Regions from separate parts of the Mus musculus genome. Here regions 1, 2 and 4 are each linked to region 3. Evidence: chromatin loops called from intact Hi-C (ENCODE). Cell type or tissue: heart. All regions are shown on one strand.

The links. Hi-C counts contacts between places; a loop is a spot of excess contacts. Peaks named below come from ENCODE experiments on the same cell type or tissue, not always from the same donor. Only the 100,000 strongest peaks of a DNase experiment are listed, where the experiment ranks them.
Region 1: a loop joins it to region 3, with 2.4 times the contacts of the local background. A loop is called at or near these places in 3 of 42 quality-filtered maps.
Region 2: it touches region 3 in a loop (4-fold over the local background); 7 of 42 quality-filtered maps call a loop at or near these places.
Region 4: a loop joins it to region 3, with 2.5 times the contacts of the local background. A loop is called at or near these places in 4 of 42 quality-filtered maps.

What each region holds. Positions count from the first base shown.
Region 1 is chr15:88,947,772-88,955,771 of GRCm38, forward strand. Ttll8 (tubulin tyrosine ligase-like family, member 8) reads right to left here and starts at 6,647. Exons shown (of 12, transcript NM_172818.3): 1 at 6,085-6,647. The coding sequence starts at 6,304. In heart, a CTCF peak has its summit at 4,717; no DNase peak of the experiment used is centred here; H3K4me3 peaks cover 891 bases; H3K27ac peaks cover 565 bases; H3K27me3 peaks cover 2,790 bases.
Region 2 is chr15:88,823,366-88,831,365 of GRCm38, forward strand. It overlaps Creld2 (cysteine-rich with EGF-like domains 2), which reads left to right. Exons shown (of 10, transcript NM_029720.2): 7 at 377-460; 8 at 1,283-1,378; 9 at 1,785-1,925; 10 at 3,022-3,316. The coding sequence ends at 3,071. Among named protein-coding and RNA genes, the nearest start is that of Creld2, 7.7 kb to the left of the region's middle. In heart, CTCF peaks have their summits at 4,766, 4,967 (motif pointing left), 5,537 (motif pointing right) and 6,681; DNase peaks (open chromatin) are centred at 4,916, 5,546 and 5,846; H3K27ac peaks cover 1,339 bases.
Region 3 is chr15:89,205,467-89,213,466 of GRCm38, forward strand. It overlaps Ppp6r2 (protein phosphatase 6, regulatory subunit 2), which reads left to right and starts at 6,093. Exons shown (of 25, transcript NM_026813.2): 1 at 6,093-6,313. In heart, CTCF peaks have their summits at 4,874 (motif pointing left) and 5,714 (motif pointing left); DNase peaks (open chromatin) are centred at 4,985, 5,995 and 6,565; H3K4me3 peaks cover 2,636 bases; H3K27ac peaks cover 2,865 bases.
Region 4 is chr15:88,930,082-88,938,081 of GRCm38, forward strand. Ttll8 (tubulin tyrosine ligase-like family, member 8) reads right to left here. Exons shown (of 12, transcript NM_172818.3): 3 at 5,922-6,045; 4 at 4,877-4,947; 5 at 3,754-3,882; 6 at 3,357-3,471; 7 at 2,579-2,707. Among named protein-coding and RNA genes, the nearest start is that of Ttll8, 20 kb to the right of the region's middle. In heart, a CTCF peak has its summit at 4,246; no DNase peak of the experiment used is centred here.

The DNA of each region.
Region 1 (8,000 bases), 260 kb before region 3:
TGGGACAGAACTACCACAAGAAGGCAGAACGAAACCAAGTTCAAATTGAGGCTCCCCACCAATCAAGGATGTCCTGGGTAGAGAGTCCACACTTTGAAAGCCCACATAGGAAGATGGGCCTTAGAAGAGGAAAGATCATTAAAAGAGAACAACAGTGTGTGTAGTCAAGCAGATTCAGATATGAACAAACTAGCTGTAAAGTTATTTTGAGGGAAGCCAGGGAGATACAAGCTTATTGTAGGATTAGGTTTTTATTAAGGAATTATTGTAAATTTTGTGAAAGCAGAAAAAATAATTGGTCATATAAAAATGTCCCTTTAGAGATTATATATATGTGTGTGTGTGTGTGTATAGTTTATAATTTACATACTAAAGACAAAAGAGAAACATTTTATAACATTAAAAATAGGCATAGTGGATAGATGACTGCTTACAGCCATTTGTAACTACAGTTCTAGAGGGCCCGGTGCCCTCTGGCCTCTGTAGGCACTGCAACACACTTGGTGCTCATATATACACACACAGGCAAAAACACTCATACACTATACAATGTTACTCTCGACTTTAACCAGAAGAGCTGCTCTTGTCGGTGAATAGTGGCGAAGGTAGACTTGTGCTCAAAGTGCTGGGTAGGTGACAGTTGATGGCTCAGCCAGTAAATGACATTTACACCTGTCCCAAGGCTTGGGAAAACACTGTGGAAAGGATTTCTTGCCATCTCCGGGCAAGACAACAATCACAAACTCACACCAGATTGGGTTGCCAGAGTGGGTCTGTGAACAGTCAGGGACAGGGTCTGGTGGCCCCACATCTCATAGGTGAACTATTGGCTGAGGGTACATTCTGAGAGATGGGGAGTTCTTTCCCTCAGTTGTCTATGCACTGGTGAGCCCACCAGACGTCAGTGAGTGACTCCGCCAATCTGGCTGAACTTAGTGGAACGCAGAATACATCAAGAGACATGAATCTGGGAAAGGGACTTGTAGGGGGCGGAGAATTGATAGGGGATAAGGGAGGAGGGGTGAGTAATCAGAAAGCATTATGTATTATTTATGAGATTATCAATAAGCTTAGTAAAGGTAAATTGTTAGGACAATATTACCGTTCTCAATGTATGTTCACCTCATAGTAGCGCTTCGGATAGAAATACAAGCCGACAGAAGCAAAGCCATAGCAGAGCTGTACGGGGGCATTTGAATCTGCTTCTTTTGGGAAATGAAAGATTAAACAAAGGAGCAGCACAAGACAGCAGTTTGGATGGCATGATGAGCGGCCACACTCCTAAACACAGAGAAACCCAAGACCCAACCTCCAAGCCCCACCACACCCAGCAAAGCTTATGGCAATGTAGATGGAGAGATGCCTACATTTGTCACGCACGCTGCTGGGTGTCTGGTCACTTGCGGTGTGTCTCTAGGGCTGTGTGTTTAAGGCCTGGCTTTCTTTCTGATCTCCCTTTCTCTGCCTCCTGACACTGTCAACCAGGAGGGACTGAGTCCTCTTAAACCTTGAGCCAAAATCAATAATTCCTCCTTTAAGTTGATTAGTTAGAGATTTTTGTCACAGTAACGATAAAACACAGAGGTTGAATTTCCTGCCAATTACCAAAACCAAACCAGGAGTATATAAAAACAAGTAGAATTTTCCTAAGTGTTCCAGAACTCGTGGCACATTTAGGACAAATTAAATGTTAATTAGAAAATAATATAAATGAAATCATAATTTAAAAAAAAAGACATATCAAAGCATTACAGTGCAGGTCAAGTAGTAACCCGAGGGAAATCCGTAGGTTGTTAAATACAGATTTCACCAAAGAAAGCATATTAAAAGTTATCTTCACGTCAGCCCAAGAAAGAAAACGATCCACTCAAGGAGGTTGGAGGAAAGGAAAGGAAAGGAAAGGAAAGGAAAGGAAAGGAAAGGAAAGGAAAGGAAAGGAAAGGATAAGTTAGGAGCAAAATTCGGTGAAGTGAAAAGTATTCTAGGGCTGGAGAGATTGCTTAGCGGTTAAGAGCATGACTGCTCTTCCAGAGGTCAGGAGTTCAAATCCCAGCAACCATATGGTGGCTCACGATCATCTGTAATGAAATCTGATGCCCCCTCCTGGTGTGTCTGAAGAGAGCAACAGTGTACTCACATAAAATAAATGAATAAATCTTTCAAATTAGAGAGAGAGAGAGAGAGAGAGAGAGAGAGAGAGAGAGAGCAAGAGAGTATTCCAGATAAAACTAGCACAAGTAGGATCTGGTATAGGAAACATTGGGAGCAGCGCTGGGGCTTCAGCTCAGTGGGCAGGCACCTGCCAAGCACGTTCGACTCTGAGTTGGCTCCCAATACTGAGGAGAATCAAAAGGAAAGGAAAGGAAGAAGGAAAAGAAAGTTTTAAACAGGTGAACTTTTACCTAGGCAAATTAAGAAGAAACACCTAAGACAAATTAGCAACATTGAGAATGAGAGGGAGATATTGCTACTGACTGTGAATATTAAGATATCAATACACTCATATTATTATTATATTAGTAGTAGTATATACATGCCAACAATGGAGCAGCACATAGGAAATGGAGATTTCCTTTGATATACACATGGAAACGAACATCAGAGAAACAGAAATCCCAGATCAGTTTACTTCCATTCAAGACATTAATTCCATAACTAGAATATTATCCCAAATGAAAACTCAAGGTGTAGATGACATCCATAAGTTAGTCTATCCAAATATTTAAGGGAAAATTTTTATATAAACCATGAAGGTATATTGTTAACACCAACACCTGACAAAGACATTACAAGGAAGGGATAGTGCTCACTAATCTCTCTCATAACGATGACACAAGCCCTAACAGATACATTCATAAATTAAATCTACTGACAGGGAGAAATGAAAACAAAAACAAAACACTACCAAATGGAGTTTATCCCCAAAATGCAGAGCTGGTTAGTGTTTGAGAGCCTGTTAGCACAATCCATCATATTAATATATAAATTAACACTATGACTTAACAGATGCAGAAAAAACATACCATAACAGCTGGTAATTGTTAAAATTAAACAACTTAAAAGCAGAGGCTAGAGAGATAGCTCAGTGATTGAGAGTGTTTGCTGCTCAGTCAGTGCGCATGTTACAAAGCATCTCACAAATGCCTGTAATCTGAGCTCTGAGGGATAAGATGCCTTCTTCTGCCTTCTACACACACACACACACACACACACACACACACACACACACACACACAGAGAGAGAGAGAGAGAGACACACACACACACAGACACACACAGACACACACACACACACAGACACACACACACACACACGCACATATCATACACACTTGAAAAACTTTTTTTAATTTCCAGACAAGGTTTCTCTGTGTAGCCTAGGCTGGTCTCAAACTCACAGAGATCCACCTGGTAGTGCCTACATTCATTTATAGAGAGAATCTCTTGTGCACTATGTGGAAGCATCGCCTGTCAATAAAAAGCTTTGGCATGAAATAGGAGGTAGGATGTCCTGGCAGGAGGAGAGGGTTTGGGAATAGAGTCAGGCACAGGAGAGGTTCATCTCTAACACTGATGGAGACGGCTGGCCACATAAAACTGAGACAAGTTAACTGGCCATGTGGCATTCTCAGAATAGAACAAATGGGTTAATTAAATTACAAGCCAGCTGGGGGACAAGCTTTGGCCTTGGCATTTATTCATGAAGCATTAAGTTGTCAGAGTTGTTATTTCAGGAACTTGGGCATGGGTGGAAAAGGCAGTGGTTACATTTAATCCCTGTGGGAAGCCACATACGCCATTACAAGATGGTGCTGACTACCACTGGCCACCACCTGTAAGTTCGGGTAAACAACCAATGTGCGCATGTGCATAAGGGTTTCGCGCCAAGTCACAGCCCATCCCGGGGAATGTAAATGAGGTACTGAAAGCACAACCAATCAGGTATAGACACGCCACTCCTAGGCCTATATAAGCAGCGCCAGTTTTGGGGCTCACGGTCTTTCGCCTTCTCTATCAAGCTCTCTCAATAAACATGTGCAGAAGAATCCTGTTGTGGCGTCTTCCTTGCTGGCGAGTCAGGCGTCCACAAATCCCAGCACTGGAGAGGCAGACACACACACACACACACACACACACACACACACAGGAAAACAAAATAAAAAAGCCATCTATAGCAGCAGTTAAAAACATCAAGAGTATAGGAGTAAATCTAGCAAAAGACTACTGTACACTTGCACAACGAAAACTATGAACCACTGCAGAGAAGCACTGGATAGCTAAATGTTCCTTTCGTCCAAAGATTTAATATTAAGATGTTAACTGACCCATAAATTCAACACAAATAACGACAACCTTGGTAGAATATATGTGTGTATGTATATGTGTTTGTGTGAATGAAAATGTATGAATGTGTTAATCAGGTCCTAAATCTTAACACAGAAGTGCAAAAGTCCAAGAAAATCTAGGCAACCTTGAAGGACAACTTCAGAGTTTTTAATTTCATAATTAAAATATAGATAGCCTCTGTAATGAAAACTGGCATGGTAGAAGAATGAGCAGAAAGAGCAGGATAAATAGGCCACGCCCCCCCCCCCCCCCAGATCTACACCTCTTTGACTCCAAAGAAACACCGCCAGGCAGCAGATGAGTCACTGAATACTCAAACTTAGGATAAGGATAGCAAGTCTTGTCTTCCTCGATCCCATTAGGTGGCAGACCTGAACTGTAAGAAGTGAAATGACCAAACTTCTCAAAGCAAAGCAAAGGGTGTCACCTTCTGCAAGGAAGTGGGTAGAATCTTTAAGATAGAAGGGGGCTCATTATATATGAAAAGATCAGTAAGTGGGCCTCCTTAACACCAGAAATTCACATGCTGTGCATTGTGATGTATTTCTTAATGTCAGCACTTGAGAGGCAGAGGCTGGTGGATCTATATGAGTTCAAAACTATCTGGTCTACAGAGTGAGTTTTGGGCCAGTCAGAATATATAGTGCACACTCCTTAATCCCAGCACTGGAGAGGCATAGGTAGGTGGATATTTGTGAGTTCCAGGCCAGTCTGGTCTATAGAGAGAGTTCCAGGATAGTCAGAGTTACATGGTGACATCTTGTCTCAAAGGGGATGGTGGAGGTGATGCACATCTTTAATCCCAGTACTAGAGAGTCAGAGGGAGGTAGATCTCTGAGTTTGGGGCCAGCCTGGTCTACATAGCGAGTTCCAAGACAGCCAGGACTACACAGAGAAACCCTGTCTTGAAAACCCAACCAACTAACCAAACAAATAAACAGGAAAAGGAAGAAAAACAAAATCAACCAGCCAACTAAACCCCTAGAAATCAATCAACCAACCAACCCCCAGCCACAGATCCTCGTGAGTAAGTCTGACGCAACGATCTGACACAGAGCTGGTATCCAGAATGAACAAGAAACACCTGAAACCAGTAAGACTCATTATTAATAATGGTCAAGATGTGGAATAATATTTCCCCATCGTGAATGTAAGAGAACGGCCAATAAAAGCCCTAGAGAGTCTGGTAGCACCCACCAAACTGATCTTAAAGGCCAAGGCAATGCCAGTTGTGTGGCCAGTGGGGAGTGCCCCGGCTGGTAAGCCTGGATTATATCTTCTCTCTCTTTTTTTTTTCCAGACAGGGTTTCTCTGTGTAACAACAGAGCCCTGGCTGCCCGGACTGGCTTTGTAGACCAGGCTTGCCTCGTATTCACAGAGGATCATCTTGCCTCTCCCTCCCGAGTGCTGGGATTAAAGGTGTGTTCCACCATCCCAGGCCCTGAACTATATCTTCTAAAACTAAATGTGTACCCATCCATGACCATGATTTTACTTATAGATATTTAGGTATTTGTCAGTGGATATGACCCATGTCTGAAGGGCAAGTTCAGTACCCGGCTAGGATAAAAAGCTTTACCTTGTACTACCAGAACAGTCTCACAGAACCAACACGGGAGTCCAGAGGGCAACTGAACTGGGCCTCCTCCGCTATTCCCAACCCCCGCCCCCGCCCCCCCCCCACGCCTGCTCCTTTGAGTAAGGCTGCCGAAAATGCGGAACAAGAAAGGTACAGACTATTTTCTTCTTTGTGATCTCCATCTGACAAAGTGGAAGACAGCTTCTTCCTCTCGCCGTTCTCCATGCTCGCCTCTCGTAGCTGGTTCTTTTGGCCCCCAACCCCTGTTGACAAAGATTTAGAGTTCAGACATACCCAGGGAGGCAAGGGTGGGGTTCGGAGGACCCGGGTGTGGGAGGGAGGCCTGAAAGGAGGGTTTGGGGTCGGGGGACACGACATGACTGGGAAACTTGAGGTGTGAGAAGTCAGATGAGAAGAAAGGTCAGTGGGAGACAGATGAGATGAAGAAGTTAGGGTAGAGGGACAACTCGGGGGTAAGGAAGTAAGTATGGGGTTGAAGAGATAGACTTGGGCCAGAGTTAGGGAAGTCCAAGAGGGACATCCAGTCTGGAGAGAAATACAGGTCTGGAGCTAAGAAGGAGAGGTCGAGGTAGGGAGACAGGACACAAATTGGGGCGCAGGCTTAGGGTCAGAAAGGGGAGGCCGTTACGAAGTTTGGAGGAAAGTGGGGAGGTGAGGGAAAGAAGGTTGAACAGGCGTGGTGGGGTGAAAGTGGAGGGATAAGGTGGGAAAGTTCTGTGATTCTAAGGATCGACGTCTGGGATTCCAATCGGAGGGGGCGGGGCGGGGTTCCGAGTACTGCGTAGGAGGGGGACCTGGGCACTAGCGAGGGCAGGCGTGGCGCGTCTGAGGGCAGGCAGTGCTCACCTGGGACCCGCCCTAAAGCGCGTGCTGCTGTGGCCGAGCGGCGGGCAGAGCGGCCAGGCGTCTTGCGGTTGCTCAGGGCAACCGCCCTCGCCTGCACCATGCATTGTGCAGACTCCTGGCGCTGGTAGCGGGGCTTTCGGCGTGCTAAGCGGCGCCCCACTCGGGGTGTGGGGCTTCGTGGACGCACAGGCGGCAGAGGCTGCGGAGGGCTGCGTGAAAGAGGAATCCGCTGGCAGCAGCGGAGCACAGGGGACACCCGAGACGCAGTCCGAACGCAGTTGCTGGCACTCACACTGAGCTTTGGTTCTAGATCCAGTCCCATGTTACGGTCCAAGGAGCGGCTTGGACGGGGGTGGAGTCGGGGGCGAGAGCGGGGACTAGGTCCCCCGACGGAGCAGGCCATGCGTCAGGATTAGTCCTTAAGTGCCTGCGACCCTCGCCTGGGTCATGTGCTCCTGCTCCACATCTCCCACGCACCTGTCAGGGTCACACAGACAACCCAAGCCCTCAGACTACACCAAGTCACAAAGACTATGGGTCACACCCTGCCCCACCCTCCGCTTCCTCCCTCCTGGCTCCCTTGTTGACCACGAGAAGCCTCCACTTAGGCCTGAGGTGGGGATGGATGGAGTCCGAGGGTCCTTCGGGGCAGGTGTTCTCCCCTTGCCAGCCGAGCGTCTACTGAGATCAGGGTAGGCAGAGTAAGCCTTCTGTGCGCAGAGGAACATAGAGTGGCCCTGGTACCTAGACTTATTAGTGGGATACTTGTGCTGTGCCCTTCCAGGCTGTCCCTTCCCGACAGTCAGCACTACTTGCCATCTAGGCCTTTCCAGGTTAGTTCCTGTGATCGTCCTGTGTTTGTGCCTATGTGGGTGGTGCCTTGGGTTGTCTTGAGGAAGGCCCCTCACCCTGTCAGAGTTGTCCGCTGTTTTAAAGCGCAAACTTCAGCATATTTTCAATGGGTTTAAAGCAGTTCTCAACCTATGGGTCGCGACCCCACACACAGTGGGTCACATATCTAACTAGCAAAATTAGTAATGAAATAGCACTGGAATAATTTTATGGTTGGTGTCACCACAACATGTGGTGTTGTATTAAAGGGTCACAGCTTTAGGAAGGTTTAAAGGCATTTTTTTTTTAAAAAAACAGGTTTTGCTCTTCAGGTGTTGTAGGAGTCTTCTCCCTGACTGGTGATCTAGTCTTTACT
Region 2 (8,000 bases), 380 kb before region 3:
CACAGCTGGTAGTATCACAGTACCAGGAGTGTGGCCCTGCTGTTTCTGGGCCCTTGCCCCTTTCGTGCAGCAAACCCTGTACTAAGGCCCTCAGTGGAGCTGCTACAGGCTTGATCTTCCGAGCCTCAGGTGCCCCTTGCCCAGCCTCTTCTTCTATTCTAGTTTTGCTTTCACCCTCTGCAGCTGCTTGGCCTTAGGCAAATTCAGAACTCAGCCAAGCTGGTCTAAAGCCTTGGGGGATGGGGTGGGGGGGTACTGAAGGAAGAGATGATCTGAGCTTGTGTGGAGGCTCAGGTGCTCACATTCCCGTCACACGGGTGGTGCCTCAGCCCTGCCACCTCTGCTCTGCTCTGCTCACAGCCTTGTTTTCTTCCAGATGTGGATGAGTGTGCAGCAGAGACATCTCCGTGCAGCGATGGCCAGTACTGTGAGAATGTCAACGGCTCGTACACATGTGAAGGTGACCAGAGTGTTGGGACCTGTGGTCTCCGTAGGCTTCTCTCTTCCTTCAACATGTGTGACTCGGATGCCCTTGGTGTGGTTTCAGGAACCTGAAAGTGGCGACATCAGTGGTGGATATGATGCAGAAAGCCAGCACATCTCCATGCGTCACTTATTTTGTACATCACAGTAGCCTTGGCATGCGCTGCTGCCTCTGGCTCCTTCCTTGGCATGCAGAAAGCCAGCACGTCTCCATGCAGCACTTACTTTATACATCACAGTTGCCTTAGCGTGCGCTGCTGCCTCAGTCACATCAGTCTCTCCCTTGTAGGGAAAACTCTACATACTCCATACAGATCCATATAGAAGATCTCTCTGTGTAGTCCTGGAGCTCACTATGTAGACCCTGCTGGCCTTAAACTCACAGACATTCTCCTGCCTCAGCTTCCTGAGTGCTGGGATTAAAGGAGTGCACCATCACACAACCAGCCTTGTTCACAGTCTTTGCTTTCCAAAGTTGCCAGTCAGGGGTTATGAGTATTTTAGGGTCTTACGTGATTCATAGAGTGGCAGGGATGAGGTTGCCACCCAGTGTCTACAATTCTACTGGGTAGTACAAGCAGGCTGCAATGTCCTCTGTGACACTGGACTGTGATTGTAGAGCCTGCAGTCTATGCTTAGCTGTTCTTATTTGAGGTCTTGGTTGGGGAAACAGACTGTCACTGGACTTGAGGTGGCTTTGTTCTTAAGTTCCCCCATGTCAGTAGGGTCTGCTTTGTGGTGTGATACTCTTGCCTCACCAAAGTGGAAGTGGTCTGACATCTTCTCTCTGTGTCTCTAGACTGTGATTCTACCTGCGTGGGCTGTACAGGAAAAGGCCCAGCCAACTGTAAGGAGTGTATTGCCGGCTACACCAAGGAGAGTGGACAGTGCACAGGTCAGTGAGCTGTCTGCTAGGGATGAACTTTCTGGAAGAAATACCTCACCTGCCCAGGGGGCCCTTGTCCATGGGAACCCCTCCTAGACAGTGTGGTGCCAATTGGAGCCACACTTGCCTGAGTCCCTATGTCACACCAGCTTCTAGGGGTCTTGGCTGTCACCTCCACTATCTTGGGCACTGCCAAGGGCACTGGGCTTCCTATCTTACGATGAGATGTCTCTGCTCTGCCGTTGAGGCCTGGCCACCAAGGCCCATGAAGCTCTCAGCACCTTACTGATCTCTGGTGGGCAGTCATGATCCCATCCTGTTGCTCTCATTGATAAAGGAATTGTGAATGAGCAACTTGCGTAGTAGAAGGGGTGTGTGTGTAGTCACTTACTGAAATGAAGAATTTTCATTTCAGATATAGATGAATGCTCACTAGAAGAAAAAGCCTGTAAGAGGAAAAACGAAAACTGCTACAATGTTCCGGGGAGCTTCGTGTGCGTGTGTCCGGAAGGCTTTGAGGAGACAGAAGACGCTTGTGTGCAGACAGCAGAAGGCAGTGAGTGGCAGAAGGCAGGGAGTCGGGTGGCTTGCCCTGCTCAGGGCTGGGACTAACCAGATGCTTGCAAAAAAAGCTGCTAAGTAAGAAATTAACACAGAGTTGCCCTGGTGACAGCAGAGGACAGGTGAAAAGTTTGTGCAGTGCACACCCAGGGTCATGGAGGAGGAGGGCTCAGCAGGAGTGAGAGGGGCCATACAGAGGAGGGTTTGGTTAGTAGCTTCAGGTAGGATCTGAAGGCGGTTGTGGAGAAAGGAAAAGCCAAGTGTGACAGCTCCAATGACGAAGACCAAGAGCAGAGTGAGCAGCCTTGTTGAGGCACCAATCCCCCAGGATTCCTAAAAGAGTGATCTGGGGTTCTGGGACCCCAGCCCGAGGTCAGGGTCTGTGGCTGGCTCCGAGGCTGTAAAACAGGGTCTGTTCAGTCCTTCCAGAACCTTCCTAGTCCTTGTGTGGTCTCTATGTGTGCAAGCCTTCCCTTTTCATAAAGATACCACCAGTCATTCTGGACAGGACCCACCCTGATTATTAATTATCTATAAAAGACCTGTTTCTAAGCCAAGCCACATAAGTGCTAGCCAGGTCAGCCCTTCTTGAGAGAGACAGTTCAGTTTGACAGACCCTTGGGAGATATAGAAATTGGGAACAGGGGGTGCTCAGTGGCTAAGAGTAAGAAGAATTTCCTAGAAGCCCAGTCCGAGCAAACGGTTGTGCATCCACACCTGGGCATACTGTGGTCGTCTGAGTGTGCTGTGGTCGCCTGTGGTTGCCTGTGGTCAGTGAGATGCCAAGGATGAGAGGACCTTTGCAGCCAGAGGACAGCATTGCCTACCGTCGACTTCTGCCCTCCACCTCATACCTCTTACCTCACTACTCAGCCTTGGCTAAGACTCTGGAGTGCCATCCTAAGCATCCTAGTGAATGTTGGGGCTCACCCTGAGCTGTCCTTAGAAAGTTGCTAGGTCAGGGGGAAGGCAGGGTGCCATCCCAGGGCGTGAGCCCACCAGTGGGTACTGGGGTAGCAGTGCTCATCCTCCAGCTGCCTGCCCACCCAGCCTTGAGGCACTAACTCAGTGACCTTCGTGTCTTCTGACAGAAGTCACAGAGGAAAACCCCACACAGCCACCCTCCCGTGAGGATTTGTGACGGGCATCCGGATTCAGAAGCCAAACTCACCCTTTAAGTTATTGAGAGGATACCTATAGAAAATGTGGCCCATGGACATGAACCCCATTTCTCCAGGAAGACTTCAGAGGGAGAAGCTGCGTACTCGGACACAGCTGATGCTCACTTGGCCCTTTCAAAAGCTGCATTTCTTGGTGGTTCTTACACAGATTTGTATATTTTGATATTGTTCTTTATAATAAAAATGATCATTGAAGGTCACCAGGAACAGGACGTGTTGGTTTGTTTCATTGAGAATGTGGGCATTACCACTAGTCAGTTTGTACCTGTCCTGCCAAAGCTGGGAGATACATGGACGCATGTCTTCCCATGAGGATCAGGGAGATAGTTGGACCCAGGGCTTCCCATGAGGACTCAGAGGGAGATAGATGGACGCATGTTTTCCCATGCAGACTCAGAGGGAGATAGACGGACACACATCTTCCCATTCGGACTCAAAGGGAGATAGATGGACCCATGTCTTCCATGAGGGCTTAGAGGGAGATAGATGGACACATGTCTTCCATGAGGACTCAGAGGGAGATAGATGTACACACATCTTCCCATGAGGACTCGGGGGCGGGGGGCGGGGGGAGATAGATGGACTCATGTTTTCCCATGAGGACTCAAGAGGGAGAGAGATGGATTCATGTCTTCCCATGGGGACTCAGGAAGATAGATGGACCCATGTTTTCCCATGAGGACTCAGGGATAGATGGGACCCCACGAGGACTCAGAATCTACTGGCCTTGGTGGGTGCATGGCAAGTTGACCCTGAGCAGGTGTCCAGTGTAGTAGAGGACAGTGGTGTGTGTGTGTGTGAGATATTCTGGCCTACACTGTGGTCTGCCTTGGGTAAACACATTGTGACATGTAGCTTCAGGGGCTGCTGAACATATTTTCTAGAAGCCTGGTCTCTGCTAAGTATGGGATAACCAGGAGTTGGGGCCCAGTGGGAGGTGGGCATGAATTCCAAGGGGTTTGGGGGTATTGGGATCCTGGTTCACTTCCTTTCTTGACCATGAGGGAATCTTGCCTACCACAAACACCCATTCTGTGCCGCACACCACATCCCAAAGCAATGTGGCCAGGTGAAGGAGCGCTGGAACCCCTAAACTCAGCCAACATAGCCTTTTCCTCTGCTGAAGTCGATTATCTCAGTAACAAGAAGGTGACTCTGGCACTCCGCCTCTGAGCCTGCAGTGGCAGTGTTGGCCGCAGCGTTCAAAGATGAAGCCACCAAGTTCAGGAGCTAAGCTGGACAGACAGTTCATCTGGGCATGAAGAAACATTAGAAAAAATCAGGACACAGGTTGAGTGTCCCCTGGAGGATCCCTGGCCTTGCCAGCACACAGTGCCCCTCTGCTGCAGCTCTCCAGGGATCTGGATCTTCATGGTCCTTGGGGGGGGGGTCCCCATGGTCTGGCCTTGCCACTCTTCCTGCTGTGATGCCCTAAGCTGCGACCTGCGTGCACAGGCGAAGGCAGTGGACAGATGTTATGCCCTTTCCCCTGTACCTCACAGACACAACTGACAACTGACACCATGCCAACTGGGCCCTCTGGTCAGCTCCTGCCTGGAACCTAACATGGAGAATCTGGCCTGCCTCAGTTTGGCTTCTGTTCAGTTCCACCTGTGTGGCTCTGTCAGCTAGATGTCGCTCTTACCCTACTGGGATGGGGAGTTCATGTCAGGACACTGACCAGGGTTGACAAGCCGACAGCAGACCTGTGTGTGCAGGCCAGGATCCCTGCTGCTTCCCCAGTGTTCCTACCACAGGCAGCTCTCAGGTGACTGAAGGCAGACGCCACAGCCATCCAGCCATCCATCCTGACAGCTTAGTGACCCCTGGTGGCACTGTCTCCACAAGGCCACTGATGAGGTACACATCCTAGTGAAAGGTGGGGTTGCCTGGGCAGCCTTCTCATGAATGGTGCTGCAGGAATCAAGGACCAGGGTGTGGGTGGCTGCTGTTTGGGCGCTGGCCACTGTGGGGCACTGTTTGTGCTGTGGCCTTGGACCAGGTATTTCTGCTGCTGGGACATGCTCTTGTAACCCAGAGTCCCCGATGACCTGGTATCTCTTCCCAACCTGAGATGACGGCTACTTTTCCCTCCTTAAGTAAATAAATGTTTCTTGGGGGAGGAACCTGGGGATATATGCAGCAGACAGGGTCCATTGGGGAACGTGGACAGACTCAAGTAGGACCTCATCTGGTAGGCAAATTCAACAGACCGGGTCCCCTGACCACAGTGGCCTGGAGTTCCCAAGCTGAAGATCAGGAACATAGACCGTGGGGTTTGAATGTAGGCACCCCTCTGCCTGCACTCAGCCTTCTGGGTTGGGGCAGGGGACCCTAGGTTCCTTCTGTGCCTTGGCCCCCCGCAGACTGTGTGGAAGGCCAGAGTCACCTCTTCCTTACGCACCAGTCCTGTCTGGGTACATGGCCAGCAGGTGGCACTGTTGATCAGTACTGGCCAAGCCAACTCTAACACTCTGCTGTGTCTGGGTGGGACCAGTTCTTCACTACAGGGACATCCCTCCCCCCTCCCCCCCCTCCTCGTCACCCCCCCTCCGCCACCCCAGAGCTGCAACCTGGAGCCTGTGTGCTTCCCTCCCACCCGTGTTTGTGAGAGAATATTCAGACCGGTCCTTCAAAAGATAGGAAGAAAATCTTGGCTTCACATTTGACCTGTGGCCTGAAGTCTTGTGTCCCCCTCACCTAATCTGGGTACTGCTGCCCATATCGAGTCCTCCTTCAGAACACCTGTCATGCCCACCCTTCTTTGTGGGCCTTACCTGTCGAACAGTCTCCAGGGCATCAACCTGGGGCCTATGCTGGCTTTCTGGCCCAACCCCCTCTTTGCATGCTGTTAAGGAACACGCACACGCGCACACACACACACACACACACACACACGCACACGCACACGCACACGCACACACACATGTACGTTTGAGGATCTCACCATAGATTTCTAGATTCAGCAGGGTCTTTGGGTCTCAGCATAAACCCAGGTCGGGAGCCTTGCCAGGTACAGCCTTCTCTGGCCTTCAACAGGCATAATGGAAAGTTATTGAATCAGCTAGTAGTTCTTTCCAAAACTGACTCTGGTGGAAAGTATAGCTCAGTGTGGCCTTCTGGAAGGCTGGATGATAAGCCCTCCTTTTAGGCAGTGGTTATCAGTAGCCACTCTGGCCCCTATGGTGGGGTACAATGTCTGGACATGGAATGTCACATCTGAGGGACAATGTGACTATCCAGAGTGACTGGGTCCAGGGGTGTTTCTCTACACTCTGGGGTGTATGGTATGTATGGTACTACAGCGTGTATGCATGCACACATGTACACACACACACACCACACCACACCACACCACACCACACCACACCACACCACACCATCACACAGTGGCTAGCTCCAGGCAGCCACCTCAGAGGAAAAATGCTGACAGGAGCATCTGGCTGGCAGCCTGAATCTCAGCCAAGGATCTCTGCAGAGAGGAGAGCCACACTGGGTACGTGGGCAGCTTCGTGAGAATCAACCTTCCACTGTGGCAGAGCAGCAGCCAGTCTCTTGGGGGCACTGTCCTGAGTGTATTCACTGGTCATCGGGGCAGCCTTGCTGTCCAGGGAATGCATAGCTTCTGTCTAAACCATCACAGCCCTCCATTCATGTGCTCAGAGACTGACAGGGTTGCCAACACCTGACTAAGTCATTCTGTCTACCTGGCTGTCCAAAATGTCATCAATGGGACGTGCCTGTTGCTGACTTCTGGGGACATGCAAATAAACATCTCATTACCTCGAAAAGGTCAGCTGTGGCAGAAACCAATTCCAGCCAAGCCCAGTCTGCCAAAGCAATGAATTTATTGGTGAAGAGTTAGCTATACTGCCATTCCAGAAGCACTACATAGTGACTGTCCCTGGGTTTGCTGACCTGATGACAGAGCATGAACTGGGCTAGTGGTCAGTCAGTCGGACCTAGAAGAACATGGTCTCAGAAGAGTTGGTGGTCAGCTGTTTCATTTCTCACTCAGCAGGCATCATCTTTCATTGTGGGTGAACAGCCTGGCCCTGCACCCCGAGTTTCTGAGACAGATCCACCTTAGGCAGTCAGCCAGGAACCCCATATTTCCTACCCAGCCATTCAGTCTGGAGTCAGACTCCAGGATATGGAAGCCAGGCCACTTATGTGTGGCTCACTGGGGGCTCTCCCTATTCAAAACTACTGATTTGTGTCCCTAGTATACAGCTAAAGATTCCCTGAGTGTACAACCCACCACTCACCACTTGACCACCTACCGTCCTCCCTAAGGTGTGTGTCATCCAGGGGAGGGCACAGGCTGTAGCTGAGAGGCCTGCTTTGGAGGTCACTTACTCCAGCACGCTGGCCCCACAGAGCCTCACCACTCTTAGTCACGTTCAAGCCATGAGACTTCCCTGAAGACAAGAGTTCCTACCGCCCTAGGCAGAAGCATTCAACCATGACTTGTCATAAACAGAAGTGTATGGATCCTCTGTTAGGCAAGGTGGTTAAAGTACACAGACCTGCAAGGGCTATGCAAGCCTGGAGCTGAAGAGTCCTGCGGTGGCAAAGATGGCACCTCTATCCCCTTTTCAGACAGTTTTGGGACATTTCCTCTCCTCTCCCTAGACCCATCCACTTGTCTTCTGTAGTAGACACACTAGTAGGATGGATGGAGCTGCTGTGAAATGACCACCCTTGCATCCTTTGGGTCTTTAAATCATGTCCCCTGACAACCTTTCTTGGGAATGGCCAAGGACAGAATCCATACTGATACCTGACTCTGCTCTGGTTCTGGGAAGGTGTTGCCTGGTGCCTGGAGGTACAGACTCACCGTTAGCAGGTGAGATGTTGCTGATTCCACACTAGGGTAGCCATACCAG
Region 3 (8,000 bases):
CTAACTTCAGATGCACCAGAAGAGGGCGTCAGATCTCATTATGGGTGGTTGTGAGTCACCATGTGGTTGCTGGGATTTGAACTCAGGACTTTCAGAAGAGCAGTCAGTGCTCTTCCTTCTGAGCTATCTCTCCAGCAACCCCCCCCCAATCTCTTTTTATATGCTACTGAATCTTGCTCTGGAGCACTTCATTTCTTTTTGCGGGGTTAGATGACCTCTAGTTTAGCTACTACTGTAGCTCTGCTATAATGCAGTTTTTATTGACATGTATTAATTGTACAAAGTAATGACTTCCTTTTCCTGATGCAGGGTGTCTTCTTGCCAAGGCTGGCCTTTGTCTTGCTATTTAGATGAAAATGACCTTGAAGTCCTAGGATCCTATGGCCTATACGTACCAAATGTTGAGATTATAGGTGTGCACCATTTCAGTGTAATTTTAGAGGTCTCACTATGATATATATGGTATATGTAATACATGTGATATATATGATACATATGATATATATGATATATGACACATATGATATATAGATCATGTTAAGATCATGCCTACACTCCTCCTGTTCTCCCCTGGCATCCTTCCCAGTCCAATAGTCTCTTCTGCATTCCAATCATCATTTTAAAAATTTCTGCTAAGAAAGAACACATATAGCCAGATACACACCTTTAATCCCTTGGGGGCAGAGGCAGGAGGATCTCCAGGTTCAAGTTCATCCTGATCTACATCGTGAGTTCCGGGACCACCAGGGCTACACAGACAAACCTGCTAAGTTTTAACCCCAGACAAATGGCTGAGGGGCCTATTTAATATATCAAAAGAGGACCTGGCTTCCATGTTTTCTCAGCATCCCCCAGTCTCCACCTGTTACAGGCTTACGTCTGGCATACCCGAGCCTCTAGCCTGAGCTCACCAGCACAGGGGTGCTGTCCTTCTCCCAGAGGCTCTTCCCCATAGAGTGCAGCCATTTTGGTTTCTTGCCCTTCCTGTACTTTTGACCCTCTGGCTATTGCACCTGGCTCCTTTCACTTTCCTCTCACCCCCCCCACACCCCCCCATGGCTCGGTCATCTCAGCTCTGTCTGTCTGTCTTGTCAGCTCTGACTCTCCCAGATGTCCCTGCCTCTGGCTATGCTTGCTCTACTTTTTATCTACAACAAACTTTCTCCTCCATCATACTCACGAACGATCATGTTCCTTCCTTCCTTCCTTCCTTCCTTCCTTCCTTCCTTCCTTCCTTCCTTCCTTCCTTTCTTTCTTTCTTTCTTCCTTCCTTCCTTCCTTTTTAAATTGAAAACCCTGTCTCAAAAAAACAAACAAATAAACAAACTGTTTATGTGTGAGGAGAGGCCAGCAGTAGACCTTGGAACTGGAATTGCAGGTGATTGTAGGTTGACACATGGTTGCTGGGAATCAAATCCAGGTTCCCTGGAAGAGCAGCTAGTGCTATTAATTGCTAAGTTAATTCCCCCAATCGCTAGACCTGGCTTCTCTCCCCCCCGCCCCCCTTCTCAAGACAGTGTTTCTCTGTGTATTTCTGGCTGTCCTAGAACTCTATCTGTAGACCAGGCTGGTCTTGAATTCGGAGCTCTGCCTGCCTTTTCCTCCAGAATGCTGAGAATAAAGGTGTGCACCACCACCACTGGCTTGTGTTTGTTTGTTTGGTTGGTTTGTTTTTGTTTTTCAAGACAGGGTTTCTCTGTATAGCTCTGGCTGTCCTGGAATTCACTCTGTAGACCAGGCTGGCCCCGAACTCAGAAATCTACCTGCCTCTGCCTCCCAAGTGCTGGGATTAAAGGTGTGCGCTACCACGACCGGCCACCACTGGCTTTTTATGTGGGTTTTTGGTATCGAACCCAGGTCCTCGTACTTATCCAGTAATCACTGTACTGACTAAGCTATTTCCCCAGTCTTCCTTCTTTTCTTCCTCCTCCTCCTCCTCCTCCTCCTCCTCCTCCTCCTCCTCCTCCTCCTCCTCCTTCTTTGAGACAGGGCTTCCCTGTGTACCCCTGGCTGTCCTGTAACTCACTCTGCAGACCAGGCTGGCCTTTAACCCACAGAGCTCAGCCTATCTCTGCCGTAGAGTTCCTTCACTAACAGGTTTTAGTTTTCCTTCACACTCTGTAATTTTATCACTTTTGTGGTCTTGTATGAGTCCTTAGCTATAAACTTTATGGTTGCTTCTGCTTAATGTTGGTGAGTCATTTTTTTTTCTTGCTACTTTTATCTTTCTGTCTTTGGCCCATAGCAATTCGATTATGTGTATGCAATGTAGTTCTGCCTGCATTCATCCTTTCTGGAGATTCGGTGCCTGGGTCTTTCTCGGAACAGAAACCTGGAGTCTCTTGAGGGAAGGACAACTCAGGCCACTACTAGGCCTGTTCTGACAGTGCTCTGAGGTGGCACTAATTTTGTATGACAGCTTTGCTGTCTCCATTTTATTGGCGAACAATTTTTTGCTCCATTTTCTTAGCAAAAAGTTCACTCTTTGATCCTTTAATACTTACCTTTGTGCTAGGTGTTTTGTGTACATCGTAAATGATTAACTATAACACATGCTGATTATGTATCACGGGTATTATCACTAATCACAGAAGCAAGGAATGTAGTAGCTTTGCATATCCTTCATTATTTGTTATGTATTTATGCATACTCTTCATCTCCCCCTCTTTTAAAAAGTACAAGCCGTTGGATGATGGTGTCACCATTTTAATGCTAGCTGTTCTAACCAGAATAACTCAGGACAGCCCAGGGAATGTCTCTGTCTTCAACTAGGATGCAGTCAAACTTCTCCAAGAAAGAATGAACTCCCGTTGGGAGAAGAAAGTACCTTCCTAGATTCCCCCCCCCCCCCCCCGCCCCCTCTTGAATATCGTTTTAGTTCTTCAGAATTTTTTTTTTTTTCCGAGACAGGGTTTCTCTGTATAGCCCTGGCTGTCCTGGAACTCATTCTGTAGACCAGGCTGGCCTGGAACTCAGAAATCGGCCTGCCTCTGCCTCCCAAGTGCTGGGATTAAAGGCGTGTGCCACCACGCCCGGCCAGAATATTCTTGTAATTGATAATTTTCATATCAAACTCTCTCCATTGAAATCATTGTGTGGTTTCAGGTCTCCTTTTTGGGTTGTGATACCATTGGGAAGGAGGAAAGACCAAATGAGAGACAAGGCTATAACCTGGTATGATGTAAGCCTGAGGCTTGGAATAGAGCAGCCAGGGAAGCCCTCAGTGGAGAAGGGGGAGGAGGAACGGAAAGGGGAAAGGGGAGGGAGAGGAGGAGGAGGAGGAGGAGGCAGCCGCAATGATTAAGTATCTATGAGACAAGTTAGCAAGCATAGCAATAAAGGGGGAGATGCCTGAAAAGATACAGAGGCCACTTGAGCAGCTGACCTGGGGCAGGAGGTTATCAGGACTTAAGTGAAATAATATAAGCAGATAAAGTGAGATCACATCACAAACAACTTTGTGGGCAGCACCAAGGATTCTTGCTTTCATCTTGGGTGAGACAGCAAGCCCCTGAGGTCAGAGATGTGATCTGACTTATTTTAATTGGATCCCTTTGAACACCGTGCTGAAGGGCCTGCAGCAAGTTGTCCAGGATAAAAGTAGGGGGCCAGTCTACACTGTTTACAGCCACAGGAGAGAAACTGGTCTTACAGGTTAGATACAGACAAGAAGAACAAGAGATTTGCTGATGAACTCAGTGTGGGTGTGAAAAGAGTAGGGCAAGGCCACAGGTTCAAGGCCAGTTTGCACAACTTATCAAAATCTTATGCCCTCAAAACAGACAAACAAAAGGTCTTTTAAGACAGGTCTAGCCGGGCGTGGTGGCGCACGCCTTTAATCCCAGCACTCGGGAGGCAGAGGCAGGCAGATTTCTGAGTTCGAGGCCAGCCTGGTCTACAAAGTGAGCTCCAGGACAGCCAGAGCTATAAAGAGAATCCCTGTCTTGAAAAACCAAAAAAAAAAAAAAACAAAAAACAAAAAACAAAAAACAAAAAACCAAAAAAAACAAAAAACCAAAAAAAAAAAAAACCCCCCCAAAAAAAAACAGGTCTCAATAGCCCAGGCTGCCCTTGAACTCAGTAAGTGGCCAAAGCTAATCTTAAACTACCGATTCTCCTGCCTCAATCTCCCAAATGTTGGGACTAAATGCCCAGCTCAAAATTAAGAAAAAAGAAAGAAAGAAAGAAAGGCTGGCGAGATGGGTCAGCGGGTAAGAGCACTGACTGCTCTTGCAAAGGTCCTGAGTTCAAATCCCAGCAACCACATGGTGGCTCACAACCTCCTGTAAGGAGATCTGACACCCTCTTCTGGTGCATCTGAAGCCAGCTACATATAATAATAAATAAATCTTTTAAAAAAAAGAAAGAAAGAAAAAAAAGTGTGTGTGTGTGTGGGGGGGAGCTAAAGGATGGAGATTCAGTTCATCGGTTCTGTTTCCTCAGTTTATATGTCAGACCAGTACCCACAAAAAATGGTGGTGTGTGTGTGTGTGTGTGTGTGTGTGTGTGTGTGTGTGTGTCTGGGAAGAGGGTGCTCAGAGCTGCTTCTGATACGTGAACTCTGGCCTGGACTTAAAAATAGTGTAAAGGTCAGGGCCAGGCTTGCACCTGCTCGCTGTTGCGGTAATGGGACTAGTGGGTCATCCCCTGTGTTTGGTATCTCCGCACAAGCCCCAGTTCTGCAGCACATTCGGCTTCTGTATTCAGGGTATCACTTCAGTCAGGATGGCCTGGGAAAAGCTGTGCTGCAAGAGACCACACCGCGAACCCAGGCGCCTCCAATTTTGCTTTCCAAACCGGGGAAGAAAACAAAACAAAAAAAATCGATTTCCTTTCCTCCAACAGTGTCTCTTTGGCGCCCTCTGCTGAGAAAAGGGGGAAACACAGCAGCACCACTTCAAAGAAAAAAAAAATCTTGGAAGGGCCCAGAAATGTCTCCCCCTTAGACATTTTTACACTCTGTAGTCCTAGCTGACCCGGAACTCGCTGAGTAGAGTAGAGTAGGCGAGTCTCGAACTGGCAGAGATCCCCCCTGCCTCTGGTATTAAAGATGTGCGCCAGTATGTTTTGCTTGCCTGAAACTCCTCCTGCTTTGGTCTCCCAAGTGCAACCACCCACGCCGGCTTATACTTTCGCACAGCGGTAGTGAACTTGCCACTGAGAGTGAGTGAGTTCATAGCTAGCATGTGTTGACACATTCCTTACATGTTTCTTTTTTTTTTTTTTTGATATTTTCCCATGGCTCACACTGCCACCGGAAATCAGTCTCATTTTAGAGATTAATTTAATTTGAACTCATTTCAACCCATGTTAGATGGCCACGTATGTGACGTACACAAGCCCTGGACAACAAGGATCGGTATCCAAGAAAAGAAAAAAAAAAAACAAAACAAAACGAAACTAAACAACAAAACAAAACAAAACAAAACGGCTTTGATCTCAACACAGAGGCAGAGGCAGAGAGACAGGAGAATCTCTTGTGAGTTCGAGGCCAGCCTGGTGTACAAAGCAAGTCCGGGACAGCCAGGGCTCTGTTACACTGAGAAACCCTATCTCGAAAAACCAAAAAAAAAAAAAAAAAAAAAAAAAAAGGTAAAAAGGGCTAGCTCAGCGGTTAAGAGCACTGACTGCTCTTCCAAAGGTCCTGAGTTCAAATCCCAGCCACCACATGATGGCTCACAGCCATCCGCAGTGAAATCTGATGCCCTCTTCTGGTGCATCTGAAGACAGCTACAGTGTACTTACATTAAATAAATAAATAAATAAGGAAAAAAAAAACCAAAAAAACAAACAAACCAAGTAGATCAGCGGACAGTCCAGTTCAGAAACAGGACGTAGCGGAGACGAGCGCGCGCACCGCTCTGGGGACTTGAAGGTGCCCAGAGGATTTATTTAGCACAGCCAGCTCGATCACGGGGACGCCTCAGGACGTTCCCCCAGCGCGACTCCACCAGACAGACCCTGGACCGCGGCCGCCACTCTGTGCCTCCTCCGGTGGCCCCGCCCCCGGGGCGCGCCCCCGCCCCTCCCCCGTCCGCGCGCTCGCCCGCCGGCCCGCTCGCTCGCTCGCGCGCGCCCCCGCCGCCGCCGCCGCCATTTTGGAGCGATCTCGCCCGCGGCCCCGAGCCGGTCCCGAGCGGGTCCCGAGCCTCCCGCCGGCTGCGCCCGAGTCCGAAGGCGCCGCGCCGCGGGGTCGGGCCCATGTGCGTGCGGCCCGCTCCAGGCCGTCCGCACTTCACCTCTGCGAGCGTCCTGGCCTCGCTTGGGCCTCCCTCGGAGGAGGAGTCGCTGCGACCCCCAGCCTGCTGGGCAGGTGAGTGCGGCCGCGCGCCCACCGCTTCCTGCGGCCCGGGGACAGGAGGGACACCCCCACCCCCCACCGCCTTCGGGCCGTCAGCGTCCTGCTGTCACTCAGCTTGTGCGGTCAGCGCCCTGTCAGTAGAGCAGCGCCTTTGTCACCCTGCGCTTCGTCAGGGGGTCAGCGCCTCCATCAGTCTGCTTCCCGGTCAGCCAGCACTCTCCACTGCCGTCATTCATTCATCCATCCATCCATCCATCCATCCATCCCTTCCCTTCCCTCAGCGCTCACCCTTCTTGACAGTCAACATCCCTTTTAGCTACTATCCCAGCTCCTGGCCTGTCAGTGGTCAGTTTTTCCCCACTCTCAGAATTAGTCTCAGCCTCTTAGTGGCCGCCTGGTTCTCTCCCTCCCAGTTGTCCACCTCTGCTCCTATCAAGGTCCCTCACCTCTGTCGGTGGCTGTAGAGGTGGGGCGGACCTTGGATACAGGGCCTGGGGAGTTGTCAGTGTTCCCTATCTCATCTTTGGGTTTTTTTTTTTTTTCCACCCTCCTCATCAGGGGCCCCGCTGGTGGTGACCTTTCCACCTATCAAGCGTTCCCTCCCCGCTCGCTCATCTCCTCCTACCAGTGCCCACTGCCAAGCGCTCGCTTTGTTATTGTCCTTTATTTCCATCCCATTCCTCTTCCGGGTCGTTCCCCAGTTGTCATCATCACCCACTGTCTTTCTCCCACTCCCCCCCCCCCCCCATCATCTTTTGCTTCTCCCATGCGCCTCTTCTTTCTGGAACTTCTTCACCTGCTACTTTGTATCCTCACAGCTGACTACTCACTTAGTGAAGGCTGTTTCCAATCTATTACGGAGCTCTTGCTGTTCGCTATCAGCTCTCAGTCCAGTCACTTTCCCCAATTCTCGCTTTCTGCTGTAGCCCCTCCCCGCAATTTGTCACCATCCTCAACCATGTCCCTAGGCCTTATTCCAGACAGGTTTTCAGGTTTTCACTGACACCTTCATCTGTGTCCTACCTGACAATGCTGCTTGCTGGCTTCTTACCATCTCATTCCATTCCCTATCCCCCCCCCCCCCTTTCCGGGACTGTTTTACTGTGTAGCCATAGATGTCCTGGAACTCTGGCCTTAAACTCCATAGAGATCCGCCTGCCTCTGCCTCCCTAGTGCTGGTATCAAAGGCGAGGGCTACTGTCACCCAGCTTCAGTCCTCATTCTTATCTCTTCACGCCTCTCTCCCTTTCTGTTTTTCTGAGACAGGGTCTTGCTATGGAGTCTTGGCTATCTATGTAGAGCAAGCTGGACTGAAACTCAGAGATTTGCCTACCTTTGCCTGGGATTAAAAGTTTTCCCAACCAAGTCTGATGTGTTCATCTCTTGATGTTCTTATGTTCTGGGTCAGCCCTTTGACCTCTCTGGTTCTCATGTGAGCTAAATAAGCTCTTGGAGGCAAAAAAGAGGCTATCGCCGGGCAGTGGTGGCGCACGCCTTTAATCCCAGCACTTGGGAGGCAGAGGCAGGCGGATTTCTGAGTTCGAGGCCAGCCTGGTCTACAAAGTGAGTTCCAGGACAGCCAGAGCTATACAGAGAAACCCTGTCTCGAAAAACAAACAAACAAACAAACAAAAAAAAAAAAAAAAAAAAAAAAAGAGGCTATCTTTTGTTTGTTTTTTTTCTAGACAGGGTTTCTTTG
Region 4 (8,000 bases), 280 kb before region 3:
AAAGGAACAAGAGAAACGATGAGGTAAAGATATCTTCTAAAAAAATAAAATTCTTCTCAACTAATGGTGCCCAACACCAGTCTGGAACAAGTGATGGAGTGATGAATGGTGCTAGAAGACTGGCTTGGTGGTGCTGGAAGACTGGCTTGGTGTTGGTGGTTTAGGGACTATTCTGCTCTTCAAGAGCAGCAGAGTTTGACTTCCAGCACCTGTGTCAGGAGACTCACAACTGCCTGTAACTCCAGCTCCAGATCATAGCAGCACCTCTGGCCCCTGTGGGCAACTATACCCATGTGTACACACACACACACACACACACACACACACACACACACACACACACATGCACACACAGACAAACTTAAAAATAACAAAAACAAATCTTTAAAAGAAAAAGAGAAAACCAAACCAAATCTACATACAAACCTAAACTTTAAAAATAATTCCAAAGGGATATTAGGTCTACATGGAAGAGGAAAAGTCACAAAACTCTTAGATTAAAAAAACATGAAGACTCAAGGGGAACTTGAGCTTTCTGTTGTCTGCTTCAGATACCACACTGAATGTTTGATCTAGAAAGAAATCGCTACATTGACTTCATAAAATTATAAAATTAAAAGTATGTGCTGGGTGAAAGTCATTTTTTAATGGGATGAGGACAATCCAAAGACTGGGAGAGGGGGACTGGAAACATCTGCACACATCTGATAAACGGACACTATCAAAAGTATACAAATAAAGAAGCTTAGTAAGAAAATGGAGCAACCCAACTTAAAAAACAGACCTATCACAAGAGAAGATGTCCCACTGGCAAATGACATATGAAATGATGCTTGATGTCATATGTCACCAGTGAACTACAAATTAAACAACAGCATGGCATTACTACAGACTTAACAACAATGTAACACTACTACAGACCTAACAACAGCACTACTACAGACCTAACCACAGTGTGACACTACTACAGACCTAACCACAGTGTAACACTACTACAGACCTAACCACAGTGTAACACTACTACAGACCTAGCCACAGTGTAACACTACTACAGACCTAACCACAGTGTAACACTACTACAGACCTAACCACAGTGTAACACTACTACAGACCTAACCACAGTGTAACACTACTACAGACCTAACCACAGTGTAACACTACTACAGACCTAGCCACGGTGTAACACTACTACAGACCTAACCACGGTGTAACACCACTACAGACCTAACCACGGTGTAACACTACTACAGACCTAACCACGGTGTAACACTACTACAGACCTAGCCAATGGTTAAAGTCCGCTACATGGGCACTTGGTATCTGCATGTGAGTCATCCTGGAAAAGAGATGCTGAAGGCTTGATGAGTTATTGCTGTAGCATCCAATCTTACTCACTCCTCTTTATTTCCTCAAAGAAGTTGAAATTTTATGGCTGTGCAAACTTGTGCATAGAGGTCTGTAGCAGTTTTATCTGTGAGAAGAGTCCTTCTGTGGGTGAAGGGATAGATAAACCAGCACACACCATGGTGAACTGTTCAGCCCTAACCACAAAGCAGCAAACATGGAAGAAACGTCAGTCTGTTTCTAAGTAAACAAAGCTGGTGTGAACAGGTTGCTGACTGTGAGGTCCCCCGCCATAGACATCCTAAAAAAGGAAGAGTCATGGAGACAAGAAAAAAGGCCAGGAGTTGCAAGAATTGCCTCAGCCTGGCGTAAGCAGCCGTGGCCCTTCCTTACATGCCTTGACTGTCACCACTCAGAAAGTTCAGCCACAGCCAACTGACATCCACTCCACAAAAGCCTCCACTCGAATCTCGAAGCTGCCGTATTCACAAGTTACTTTTCAAACACATCCTTTAAAGATTTGAACATGCCAAAGTTTACTTTCCAACTGCTTTAACAAATGGAGTGCATGAGGACCGGGATGGATAAGAAACCAAGGTACCTTCTGCTCAATTTTGCCATTAGCCTAAAACTGTTTTAAAGGAAAAAAGAGGAGGCGGGGGAGGGGGAGGGGGAGGGGGAGGGGGAAGAAGAAGAAGAAGAAGAAGAAGAAGAAGAAGAAGAAGAAGAAGAAGAAGAAGAAGAAGAAGAAGAAGAAGAAGAACCAGAACCCACAAATTTTATTAAAGCAGACAACAACAATGGCATCAACAACAGAAACCCTTAAATCTGGGAGACTGCTTGGGTGCCCACATCACACAGTACTGCTGCTACATCACACAGACCTTCCAGGGGCCATGTGGAGGGTCACAGCAATGATCACTGGCCAGACACTGCCCCTGGGGAGCAGGATTTAGTGTGATCATGAAATCATGGTGCCTGGTACTGGATATGTTCTGCAAACAGAATGACCAAGGTCTTAACTGACTGTCAAATCAGAAGATAGGACGTGAGAATCAGAGCTAAATCAGAAGAAGCACGCTCTCCTTCTCCATGCTTGTTGGACCACCAAAGCCACAGCACCCAACCTGTCCATCAGCCATAGACACTCCGCCTCATCAGCTAAAGACCCTTCCGGTTGACCAGAGTCTCCACACCCCATCAGGCATCAAGGTCCCGCCCCGTAGCTGTGTACCTTTCTTGGGGCTGGGGTCACTGTTCTTGGCCTCCTCCTTCTTACTCTTGCCCTTGACTTTGCTGCAGTAATTCTGGTGAAGGACTACCCACTTGAGGATGCTGGCAGCCACCGTGCGCCGGAAGTCATCTGCAGGGACACCAAGGCCTCGCTCCCACTGCCCACCCAGAGCAGAGAGGCGGCAGAGTCTGCCGTGTGGGCCTCCCTGCCTCCCTCACCAGGCGAGTCCCCATTTGTTGCTCACGCACCTGTCCACACCCAGTCCCAACAGCTGCTCCATCCAGCTACTGCTCTCCTCGTCCCTTTTCCATTGTTCTCTGTCATCACTGCCCCCCCCAACCCCTCAGAGACCCGGGGGATAGTCCCAGTACTCCCCTCACAACACTACTAGGATCCTCTGAGAAATCTAAGGGGTCTCTCTGGACCCCGTGGACCATCTAGAATGTAGCTCTCCCCTCTTGAGGGATCTTGGTTGAACTCAGCACATAGGCAGAGCAGCACAGCTGTGCATCCTGCCAATCTAGGCTCGAGGTGAACCTAGGCTCTGAGCAGAAGGGTATCCACCCAGAGATCAGAAGTAGGTGGTACTGCTCTGAGCCAGTGCTGTGTCCCCTCAGAGCCAAGATCGGAATATTTAGCACTCTAGCTTCTGTCTGCCTCAGGTGGTTTTTACCAAACTGCCAACATGGCCTATGGACGTGTCCAGGCTGGCCCTTACCAAATGTAGTCCTGGCCCTAGGGACATGCGATAAACCTCAGAAGGCCATGGGTCACTCACCCAAGAATTCCTGCTTCTCGCTCTCAGTGCAAAGGCCATAGCACCGTGGGAAGAAGGTGTTCGGGTTGGCTTGGACGTACCAAGGCAGACTTCTCATGTTCAGGCAGAGTCCAATCTCCAGAGAGAGCAGTGTATCAGGCCCCTCAGGGGGCAGCCTCACATAAAGTGAATCCCACTGGGGACCCATGTTTGACTCAGCCCATGTTCCCTGGGAAGGGGTCATCCATGGCACTGAGAGTACCCAGAGACAGAGGGAGGAACGTGGGTGCAGGTGGGCATGTGGGATAGAAGGTGTGTGGGGGAGAGTGTCCCCAGGAGAAGCCTGTATGTGACCTTCTGGTTCTCCCAGCTGTAGATGGCCCACCCACTCAGACTAAGCCCAGGCCCTCTCATCCACCTTGGTTGTGAATGATGCTGTCTTCCCGTAGTGATTTAGCATCTGGTCACAGGTCAGGCTGTGGTAGTCCACAACATCCCTCTTGATAGTCCAGAGGAGGTATGGGATCTCGTTCTTTACCAACCTGGACTGGCAAGAAGAGCCATCTATCAACATCTAGAATCCAGGGCTCCGTGTCTTTGACATGCTGGGACATAGCTGAGGGTTGGGGGTGGGACACAGACTGTGTTGATTCTGGCTGAAGGCTCCATCTCAGCTGAGGTCACATGGCTCCTGAGGGCCACACGTGGTGGTATGAGGACAACCGGAACCACACAGGGTGTGTGCTGTCCAGAAGCCAGCTGCTTTTTCTCAGTTGGGGGCTGGAGGTAAATTTGTACTCCTCCCAGGCTGGCATCCATGCGAGACTTAGACATGTGCTCTCTGCGGACTGGAGGTAACTGTGATGCTCTGAGATCCAGAAGTGTGGTCCAGAGGGAACTTTCTACCAGAACCCCTAGGAGGCAGCTTTTCTCCACGGTAGAGCAGGGGAAGTGCCCAGGATCCGGCACTCACAGAAGAATAAATTAGATTAACTGCACAGCTGCCTTCAAAAATCGAATTAACTCCATAAACCTAATGCGTTTATCGACTGACCACCTGTCATTTTATTCTCTGTCCATTTTATTTGGTTTTTTAAAACAAACATTATGCATGATATACACAGACATTCTGGATACCTGATCTTTTAAATTACATGTCTGGGAAAAAGTTCCACTTTGTGACTAACCTTTTTGTCTTCTTTATAGAAGATACAGGAGAGCTTCAGAGGAGTCAGGCTAGGGGCCACTGGGGTACAACTGCTGTGTTACTGGAGACCCCATCTGATCACTGGCCAGGCCCCCTGCCTCCATCCTGTAATACACGGACCCCCTGACCCCACCTCTCAGCATCTCAGTCCGCAGCCACACAGACCTCTACTTGTGCTAGTCACTGTGGGATGCAGGAGCTAGGGGCAGGATGCAGGGAAGCCAGATGCCCCAGGGACCATGTTTCCATACAGGAGTCTTACTTCTGTAACAGCGTGCTCTGTCTTACTTTAAAAAAGCCATGTTATACCCCAATACCAGGCCACGCGGCCTACCATCACATCGTGGATATCATCGAATCTCTCCAAGGCTATTTCTTGATTTTCTTTGGTCTCAGCACTTTTATCTGCAAACAAAACACAAGAGACATATTGCTGCCACCATACTCGGGTACCTCACCTGACTTCCTGGAGGGCTGGCGTTCCACTATGGAGGGATGGCCATTTGTCTACTAAAAGCTCCAAGTGAGGTTTGCCCGGGGGCAGCGGCTGTGGAGGCCACACGTGGCATTCCCTCCAGCATCCTGTGTACCATCCCACCTGTGCTGTGCTGTGCTGGGTCAGGATTGAGGGGATGCTGAAGACCAGATGACCCTCAAGGCAGAAGGCCATAGAAGCTTGAGGCATGAGTCTGGGAAGGACTGGTCTGAGCTATGGGTAACCGAGGAGCGGCCTTGGTGGGGGATGGACCTGGAGGAAGAATGGCTAGGGTGGGGTGTGGGCATGGGGACACCAAAAAGTGACTGGTACCATATTAAGAGTGTGGCTGTCTGGGATGTGTGAGGTTGGGAAGGCAGGGGATACACGAAGACGGATGCCAGTGGGTACGTAGAGTCAGCACACCTAGGATGGCTGACTTATTGGCCATGTGTGTATATAAAAAAAAACCCTTCATGGGTTTGCAGCCCCATAGGAAGAACAGCAATATCAACCAACCAGACAGCCCCAGAGCTCCCAGGGACTAAACCACCAACCAAGGAGTACACATGGCTCCAGCTGCATATGTAGCAGAGGATGGATGGCCTTGTCAGTCATCAATGGGAGGAGAGGCCCTTGGTCCTATGAAGGCTCGTAGATGCCCCAGTGTAGGGGAATAGAGAGCGGGGAGGCAGGAGTGGGTGGGTGGAGGAACACACTCATAGAAGCAGGGGAAGGGGGGATGGGATGGGGGTTTCCGGAAGGGGGGAACCGGGTAAGGGGACAACACTTGAAATGTAAATAAATTTTAAAAAATTAATTAATTAAAACAAAACCCAAAAAAACCAAAAACCAAAAAACAAACCCTTCCCAGGACAAGGTATTCCACCCATGTGCCGTTTACCTTCACTTCCAAGGTTCTGGAGAGCTTTGGGGAAGAAATTGAACTTCTTCTCCACCCAGCCCTTTCTTCGCAAGGTGGCCCGGATGACAGGGTAGTGTCCATAGATGGAGAAAATCTTCCTCTCCTGAAAACAGCAGCGGCATCTTAGCTGAGGCCCTCGGCAATAAGGGGATTGAGGTGACCTTCCAAAGTAGCCTGGACCAGACTGCACCTCGGCAAGGCCACACACACACTCTGCCCAGAGAGCACAGGAATGCCGCCCTCAGCATGCAGAAGGGTGCGCGTGCGTGTGTGTGTGTGTGTGTGTGCGCGCGTGTGCTTGTGTGTGTGCGCGTGTGTGTGTGTGCACATGTGGGGGCTCGGACATATAATCCCCACAGTTGCTGCACTGCGTTTATTCATCGTTGGGTTGGGATTACAGAGGTGATCACTTCTACACACTCATTCACACACTCAAAGGGGCCAAAACACAACCAAGAAATCAGCACTTCCTGAGCAGCTGTAGCCCCGACTCAGAATTTCTGTAGTCCCAGGATTTCTGGATTTGGGATACAGGTGGGACACACAATTGCACAATGCCTGAGGGTCTAGGGAAAAACTGAGGACTCCCAGTGCAGCTGTCTTTTATAGAAAAGTGAGTGTCCTGGCTAATTTTATGTCAGTTTAACACAAGCTAGAATCATTTGGGAAGAGGAACCTCAACTGAGAAAATGCCTCCACCACATTGGTCTATGCCTGTCGGGGTGGGGGTTGGGGGAGCATTTTCTTGATTGACAATAGATGTGGGAGGGCTGAGCCCACTGTGGGCGTCACCACCCCTAGGCAGAGGTTGTGTAAGAAAGCAGGCTGAGCAAACCACAGGAGTAAGCCAGTGAGGAGTGAGCCTCTGCTTCATCATCTGCCTCCAGGTTCCTGCCTTGACTACAAGCCTGTAGCATGAGATAAACTCTTTCTTCTCCAAGAGGTTTTTGGTCATGGTGTCTTTAACACAACAAAAGAAACACTAAGACAAGAGAGTGTGACGCCTGTTTATAAAAGCTGTGGGTGCCTGAGTTCAGAATGGCAGAAAGAGAAAAACTAACGGGTAACAGAGGAAGGGGCAGGGCCAGCCCAGAAGCTGCTGGAATTCTGACTCATCGCTTGGAGATGGTTAGCTGCGTGTGGTTGAACAGGAAGTTGGCAGCTGGTGGGAGAACCAAACTGTATACTACCTCAGTCTTAGCCCAGGGAAAGGTCATGGAAGGGATCATTGCTTGTTCCCAATGGTCTCATGTGCTTGAGGTATGGTCACCAGGATGGAGTGGGGACATGCCCAGGAAGGGTAAGTGTGAGCTAGCTCTCACACAGTGAGCAGTTATAAAAGAGTGAGCCAAGTCCCCATCTCCCTCTGATCTCCTCTGTCAAATATTCCTTTCCTCCTACCTGCGTGTCTACAATGGTGCCATCTGCCACATGGTGACAGTGACAGAGCCAAACAGGCAGAGCTGCTCAAGCTCTGGCTTTCAGCCCCTCAAGCTGGGTGGTGAGTACATTTGTTTTCTTAATAAAAGTGCAAAGCCTCAGGTATTTTATGTAGTCACAGACAGAAAGCTGACATTCACAAGGGTACCCCAAGCCAGTGCAGAAGGCAGTGACATGACCCGTGTACTAGGTCACTAGCAGGGTCAGGGACGGGCAGGGTCAGCTGGGGTCAGGCAGGAGTGGCGGCACCGAACCACTGGTGTCCTGCAGCAGACGTACAGACCCTGATGGGTCACCATGCAGGACACTGTCCCTGGACTCAAAAGAGCAAGATGACAGGACATATGGGACTCACTAGCATCACCCTAAAATGGTGACAGGACTTTGCAGATGTCACCGAGGCCCTAAGTCAGTGGGCTCTGATGGATACAGTCAATCTCCTGAGGGGCCTAAACTCATCAGGTTATTCCTAACAGAGGCTTGAAGCTCAGAGGATCCCACAGAAGACGGATTCATCTGACTCCCAAACAGCTGGAAGAAGAGATGCTTAGGAAGTGAGCGTAAGCCAGACATCAGTGAGATCTTGGTCAGCAAACCAAGCCACTACCAGAGTCCCAG